Regions from separate parts of the Homo sapiens genome. Here region 2 is linked to region 1. The links are chromatin loops, found by intact Hi-C in ENCODE. Cell type or tissue: heart right ventricle. All regions are shown on one strand.

Evidence for each region. A loop is a pair of places that touch in the nucleus more often than their neighbours do. Peaks named below come from ENCODE experiments on the same cell type or tissue, not always from the same donor. Only the 100,000 strongest peaks of a DNase experiment are listed, where the experiment ranks them.
Region 2: it touches region 1 in a loop (2.9-fold over the local background); 13 of 110 quality-filtered maps call a loop at or near these places.

The regions. Positions count from the first base shown.
Region 1 is chr4:113,177,470-113,181,469 of GRCh38, reverse strand. The region is part of intron 2 of ANK2 (ankyrin 2); the gene reads right to left. Among named protein-coding and RNA genes, the nearest start is that of MIR8082, 27 kb to the right of the region's middle. In heart right ventricle, a CTCF peak has its summit at 2,438; no DNase peak of the experiment used is centred here; H3K27ac peaks cover 1,970 bases.
Region 2 is chr4:113,110,093-113,114,092 of GRCh38, reverse strand. All of the region lies in intron 1 of ANK2 (ankyrin 2), which reads right to left. Among named protein-coding and RNA genes, the nearest start is that of MIR1243, 5.2 kb to the right of the region's middle. In heart right ventricle, no CTCF peak of the experiment used is centred here; no DNase peak of the experiment used is centred here.

The sequences.
Region 1 (4,000 bases):
GAGTAAACACACAATACATGTTTGAGTAAGTAGATGAACAAATAGCGTGCCTGAGTTCAGACCGGCAGAAAAAAATGCTGCGATTCTACTATCTAAGATGAGCTAGGAAGAGTGGAGTGGCTGCTTGGAGTCAGATATTAAAATCCATGTCGCTTAGCCATAGAAAGAGAGTGTTCAAGAGAATTTCCAGATTATAAAGTGTTCTGTTCCGATCTAAACCACTGCGGAGAGTACTTAATAAGACAGTCATAGAAATAATTTGCATGAAGCTACTCCCAGCATTTTTAAAATGAAAGAAGAGTCACATTTCGAAATCTTCATAAACCTGCCTAATTGTAAACAGAATGAAGTTTTTAGAGCTGGGGGCAAGTAGTTGATGAAAACTCTCTACTGGATTTACTTTACATTGAGCAAATATCAACAAGTAAACTAAAATTTCTAAGTACTCAAAATATTAGACAGGTGTTACTCAATTCTAACCTGAATCAGCACTACCCAGTATAGAGCAAGGACCAGCACTGATGCATCGAAAGAGATTACAGGATGGCACAGAATCCAAAACCACATAACCAGAACCAGATGGAAACATCACCTTTTGCTTCTTCTAAATGAGGGGTCAATAATAAGCATTTAGCTATATAGTTATATTTTTGCATATATATTTGTGCCTAATTTAACTGGTTAGAAAACTGCATATAGCTCATTCCATGTTCCATTAATTCCATGAATTTAATTCTCCCCTATTCATTTTTGTTGTTTTTATAAGGTCCCAGGCTAATAGAATTGTTTTTAGTATTTTTAAAGAGAAGTCTAAACCAGATGAACCCAAATGGCATTTGTGAAAAAGATTTTAGTTCCAGATAAATATTTCAGTTTAATGCAACCCAGATAAATAGTAACTTTACCAAATTGCTACTAATCATAATTTTTTTCTATTTGGTGATACAGGCTATGGCAATACCTTTTATGTTCTGTCCTGCTTGTGCGAATCAGTGCTACTTTTGCTAAAGCTTAGGTTGAGAATCAATATAAAAAAATTACATTATTATAATAAGCATCATTTTCACAAGTATTTATTGAGTACTTGCTCTGCCAAGCATTTTGCAAACATTTCACTTAATCATCAAAACAACCCTAAAACTTCAGTGTTGTTATGCTCACTCCAGTTGAGAAAACTCAGGCCTGCAGAAGCTGACTGCCGAGGGTCACTCAGCTGGTAAGTGGGGAAAACTAGAATTTGGTTTCCAGCATCCACATTGTTAATGTGACTTCCAAATATGCTTCATGGTCTGAGTCATACTGTGTGAGCATATGCTAAAGTCATTGCTGAGTGTATCTTCTTGTTGCTAAAGGTCTGCTATTTGAGGAACATTAATATTGTTTTGAAAATGGTGCTTCGACCTTGCCTTCTGTTTATAAAAAAGGAAACACAGGATTTAACTGATAATTTTGCACCTTTAAACTCCAATGGTAAAAGGCCAAGGCCAAAATTCAGGGCATTTTAAGACCTGTTAATCACTGGTATCATATCCAGGATTGTATTAAATAAATGCTAAGTGATAGTCTTTCATTTTGAAGTCACTATAGTGAAACTAATAAATTGTATACATGATGAAACTTTCTGAAACTACTGGGGTTTTTATTGACTTGTAACTGGCTACAAACTTTTATTAAAATACTATACAGTTTATTTTTAATGTCCGAATGTTAATCTTGTTTGTAACAGTATTAAGTTATGCAGAATTACTAAATAGGGAATAGGTAAGAAAGTAAGTCTTTATGAGTTTCAGAAATAAATTGAACGCTAAGATTTATTTTCTCTTCTAAATGTACAAGAGATAATACGGTAAAAAGATGACTGGTGTAATCTTTTAAAGAAAATAAAAGTTAACCATATTAGTAATCATTTAAAAAAGAAAAATGAAAACTTGACATTCTTTTAGAGTATTTTCATGTGCCAAATTTATGAATTTTCCCCATATCATTTAAATAATTAAAAGCAAAATAGTATTTGGGAATTACATTTTAAACTTCTCATGGTAGTTGTGAAACCAATTTTATAAAGAAAAAACATTGATTCAAATTTCAGTTTAAGGAATCTTAGCACGCCAACACATGTGATATTTTTGGAAAGCTGGTGCAGCTCAGATTGCCTTTCATTGAGAAATGCAACAGAGTACAGAAAGTCCTGGTTTCTACATTACATATTGTAATGCTCCCTAGAAACTCAGGCTTAGCAGCAAACTAGAGGATACATTTTCTTTTCTTCTTTCATATGCCATATTATCTTTGAATATTGTATACTTAGAAATAGCAATAGTTTGGCTGAATAGTTGTCTCTTTTACTTTCCTGGGTATTTAGAAATCATTTCCTGTTCTATATTGTATTTGAGTTTTAGTAGAAATCCTGGTGGTGGTGCTCTTTGACTTAAAAGATCCTGTAACCACCTATGAATAAAGTTATTTTTATATTAGCAGTAGTAGATTAAAAATAAGTTTTGAGCTTTAAGATAAAGGACATCACCACTGTATTACTTTGAAGGGCAGCTCCAAATAGCTACTCAAAAAGATATCCTGCAGCAGAAAAAAGCTTGGACTTGGGACACAGACAGATCCATGTGGCCCTGGGAATGTCACTTAACCACTGTGGGCCCAGTTTCTACATTTGTAAACTTGAACTAATCCCTGTCTCACAATATTTCATCTCAGTTGACTGATAAGACATCACATGTAAAGCCCCAGCACAAAGTCTAATACACAGTAGCTAAGCAGGTAACATTAGTCACTGTATTTCCCTAATCTTTATTTAATTAATATACTGTCTTGAATAGTATTAATAAAAATACAGAACCAGCATGAGACTGCATTTACTTTGGGGAATTTTTTTTTTTTTTTTTTGAGATGGAGTCTCACTCTATCGCGCAGGCTAGAGTGCAGTGGCGCAATCTTGGCTCACTGCAACCTCCACTTCCCTAGTTCAAGCAATTCCCCCACCTCAGCCTCCCAAGTAGCTGGAATTACAGGCGCCTGCTGCCACGCCCGGCTAATTTTTTTGTATCTTTAGTAGAGACGGGGTTTCACCATGTTGACCAGACTGGTCTCGAACTCCTGATCTCAGGCAATCCACCCACCTCCTGGCCTCCCAAAGTGCTGGGATTACAGGTGTGAGCCACTGCGCCTGGCCTGTTTTATTTATTTATTTTTTTAAGAGACAGGGTCTTACTCTGTCACCCACTCAGGCTGAAGCACAGTGGCACGATCATAGCTAACTGCAGCCTGGAACTCCTGGGCTCAAGCAATCCTCCTGCCTCAGCCTCCCACTGTAATCCCAAAGTGCTAGGATTACAGGTGTGAGCCACCACACCTGGCCTTGCATTTACTTTATACCTGGCGAGTCAGGGAATTGAAGAGAATCAACCTCATATTTTGAGTGTAAGTCAATTTTAATTTGTATAATTCTTGGTGAATTATATACAGTAATTGTAATTAGAACACATGTACCTTAGAAACTCCTTTTACATTTCATAATTTAACTTAAATTGCAACCCAGGGGTATAAGCATTGAATGTATTGTTTTTATCCTGTTTTACAAGTTAGAAAAATATCACTTTCTAAAGTGAGCTGACTTCTTCAAAGTAGAGATGAAACTTGAATTTGAACCTGTGGGCTCTAAATTTTGTGTGGGCTTCATGAGATCATGTTGCCTTCTCACAGAAATAAATGTTCTTTCCTTTTATAGTGACATGTTAGTGGATGGCTGGCCACTATAAGAAAAAGCTAACTCAAGAAGCTAAGATGGTCTATAAATATGATAAGAATTGAGTATTTACTGTTGAGAGATTATTCTTTCTCAAAATAACCCTAAGACCTTTCATACAATTAATGTATTTGTTATACTTCAGTGTGAAGTAGACTTGGTTTGAAATGAACTTTCTTTTCCTTAGGTTCTCTTTTTTGGTGTTATTTATGATAAGTTTACCTAAATGAACTAACGGTTTCA
Region 2 (4,000 bases), 67 kb after region 1:
AAACTCATCACAAGTCCATTCGTAGTGTGTGATTTTTATTTCTCTTTTCCTTAATTAAGGAACAGATTGCTCCCATAGGAGATAGTAGCACATAATCCTTTTAAGAAAGCTAGGCAGATTAGACATTCCTACACAGAGTGGTAACTTTGCCTCTTTATAACTAGCTTATTCAGTAGTAAGCTGATGAGAAATTGATGTTTTTAAAATCTTTCCTTCTTGTATACTTGTGTTGCTCAAACTTAACTATGATTTCTATTTGAATGGAAAATAATTGGTATCAGTTCTCTGAGGAAAGAGAGTAGCTCATACTCACCAGCTGACCTCTGCACAGACAAGGCACCAGGTTCCAATTCCAGGAGCTCACAGCCATTGAAATGATGCATGCACCACATTAAAAGGCTCTTCCCATCAAACCTCCAGCAGAGATATAATTCTGGCTGAATTTTGAGCTCGTAACAAAAGCTGATTCCTTCCACAAAGCATCATGACCATCAATGGGATAAACTTGTGTCTGCCTTCAAAGGTAAGGAGCACACTGTCCGTTCACATTTAAACTTGAGAGCCAGCATAGACTGTCCTTCAGAGAGGGCATATTTTATTTTAAAGACAGGAGATAAAATGGCCATTTGCTGTCCTCACTGTCCAGCACTCCATTGATCAAATTCCAAAGAAAATCCTCTGCAGACATCAGGCATCAGTCAGGCAGCGTTTAATAACAACTGAGCTAGCCACATGCAACTTAATCTCCCCCTTCACTTTCCCTAGCCCTGCCCAGGAGAAGCAGCTATGCAATTGAACAGCATATATCGTCACTCTACCACAAATGTGGTATGGGTGCTAAGTGGAAAGAGAAGCAGATGCACTACAAAGACAGTTAAAACATCACCTAATCAGGGAAAAAAAAAAAAGAATGTGCTCACTTGAACTATGTTTGAACTATGTGCCAAGAGTTCATTATTCTAATCAAGTTCATGGTGTTAATCCATAGTTGAGGCTTCCTCTGTTTTTTGGGACTAATGAGTGATCGAGGTAAGGAAAAGCAAACTGAGTAAGTGAGTCCAATGGCATAGCACTCTCAATTTGTTTTACCTGAAGCCAAACCCAAAAGCCAATTTGATAATGCAAAATTACCAAGAAAAGCTTGCTCATAATATAATAGATCCTACTTTCTTGTGATAAGAATGTTTCCACAAGGAGATGATTTGGCTAAAATGAGAATGCCCAAAGGATATCTTCCTTCTACTCCTGCCTGAGGAAAGGAAACAAGGACACTCCAGCTCCAAATCAAAACAGGCGGTTTTCATAGGCTGAGAAGGAGATGTAGAAGCAGTCTCAAGACCCCCCAAGTGTATGCCTCTCAAGCTCATAACACTTCTGAAGTTTCACAGAAAATTTCTAGCTAGTAACAATGGCCAACAGACAAGGAATGAAAAGCTACCCTCGGGACACCCCTTGACATAAAGAAGATAGAGCTGCAGAAAGTGTAGGTCATAAATAGTGACCATTCTGTCACCACAGACCTCCCTTTATTATGACAGAGGAAGTCTGGGGATTACAGGCAGCAGCCACACTGCAGTGGGCAGAGGGAAGGGAAAGGTACAGAGAAGGGAACACTGAAAAAGCCACAGTTCAGAAGCAAAAGACATTTCCATACACATTCTGTCTCCCCCTGCATCCTCCCAACCCCACTCCAGCCTCAATCACTCATTCCCAAATGGACAAAGATGAGTGTGCAACAGCCCAGCTTGTGGAGTCTGCCTGTGTAAACAGGCTGGATTTGCTAGTTGTGAAAACTCTTCTGATGAAAAAATCCCCTCACTAGAACTTCCTAAACAAATGTATTTTGTGTGCTCTCTTTGACAGAAAATAAAGAAATTTATTCCAGAATCAGAAAAGCCCCAGGATGTTAAAATCATTCTTTTAATTTACTATAATAGTATCTTAAACTGAAAGCCTAGGGATTGAACTTAAAATTATCCTTTTAAAATATCCTTTATTTAAAATAAAAACTTTCTTATTGTCCCCATCTTATTAGCATACACAGCTTCTTTTTATGGTTGTATCTTCTTATCAAACACAGTTACTAAAGGCCTACTATGAGCCAGCCAGGAAGCACTGGGGATCTGGTAACAAAAATGACAAAACCCTTGTCCTCATGGATATGAAAATCCAGCCATAGAAGTGTTTCTTTTCAGCCTTCCTGGAACACCTCAGTCACTTTGTATAATCTACAGTGACTGCAATTACTAATATTCACATCTTGATAGAAAGCTGCTTCAAAATCTTCAAATGCTTAGCCCAAGTTTGAAACTAATATCTTCAAATGGCTTCTCAGGGCTGCTTTCTTCTCATAAATGATATTTTATTCTATTGCTCACAAGGTTTTTTTTCCAAAAAATATACTGATTTTGGATAAGAAATCCTCATAGTCTATTAAAGGATTGGAACACTACAGTTAATATCTAACTCCTCTATTTATTGCCGTGTTTTAAAACACATATAACTTCCCCTTTTGGTTTGTAACAGCTTTTTATAAAAGCTCTGGGTATATTTCTTAGCCCTTTTACTTTGGTCAAATGAAAAGCACTGAATTGTGGTTAAAATGTGAAAATTCAATCTCAAGCCTCTTAACCCTCAAGGTCACTGAGGATGCTTTTGTGTGCTCATTTATGTCGTGCCTTTATCCATGAAGAAATTTGTTGTTTTCTTTAGTAATTATATTTTTACTCAGAAATTATATGTTAACAGCTTTAGCATCTCAAGGGAAACAATTTTATTGGTAAGTTTGATCAATACCTGTAAGTTTTACATTTATACAGTGTCAACTAGATGTGTCATTTGGATAAACCTTTGATAGAATATTTTAATTAGACTATTTGCAAAAGAAAAAGATTGATTTCTCCTAATTGGGACAGAACTATTTTTAATTGTTATTCTTTATGTGACTCTAAATTTAAGCCATGTGTATCTTAAATTTTCACAAAATAATTTTGTATTTACATATAAATTAATAATGCTTAAAAGCCTGTAAATGTGATTTTAAATGACTGGGCTATTATTCTGTACTTTTTATAGACCATGAATTCAGTATGCTTGGCCAGTAAATAATTAGCAAAAATATTTTCTTATTTTTCAAAATTAACAATAGAAAAATGGCAAAATGTAATATTAGAGCACATCCAAATCAACTATAGATCAAACATGAAATCACTGATAAAGTGTCAGGTCTCCAGTTTCCCAACCCAAAGCCCTTATTGTTAAAACACAAACATAAACACTTTCAGCAATTCCAACAACCAATTCTATGGCTAGTAAAGTCCTGTGCAGCAGATACTACGATAAATATAGAATACTTATAAAACATGTTTCAATAGCACAGCCACTCAAAAAACAATCCCCCTGTGGCTGCATTGTTGGCACCAGAGAATTGAAGTGCTACCATCTGGTCATTTTTCACCTGGTGAAAATGACTATTGTATCCATGCGTACTTGGCAATTTTTATGAAGTTGTAAACATCTGGATTATTAATGCTTCTGGATGCTATCATATTTAACTCTTTTTTTCCCTCTGAAAGAGCTTCTGTGATCCATTTTCACTTCTTTACCAACAGACATAAGATATGCTTGCACCTGTTGTTTAACTAAACTGCAAATAAAATCTATTGCTAGGGATTCCTTGTTTCTTGCTTTAGGCATGAGATACGGTTTGACCACCCAAATCTCATCTTGAATTGTAGCTCCCATAATCCCCACGTGTCATGGGAGGGACCCAGTGGGAAGTAATTGAATCATGGGGTAGGTTTCTCCCATGCTGTTCTCATGATAGTGAGTAAGACTCACAAGATCCCATGATTTTATAAAGGGCAGTTCCCCTGCACACACTCTCTTGCCTGCGGCCAGGTAAGATGTGCCTTTGCTCCTCCTTCGCCTTCCACCATGATTGTGAGGCCTCCCCAGCTATTTGGAACTGTGAGTCCATTAAATCTCCCTTTCCTTTATA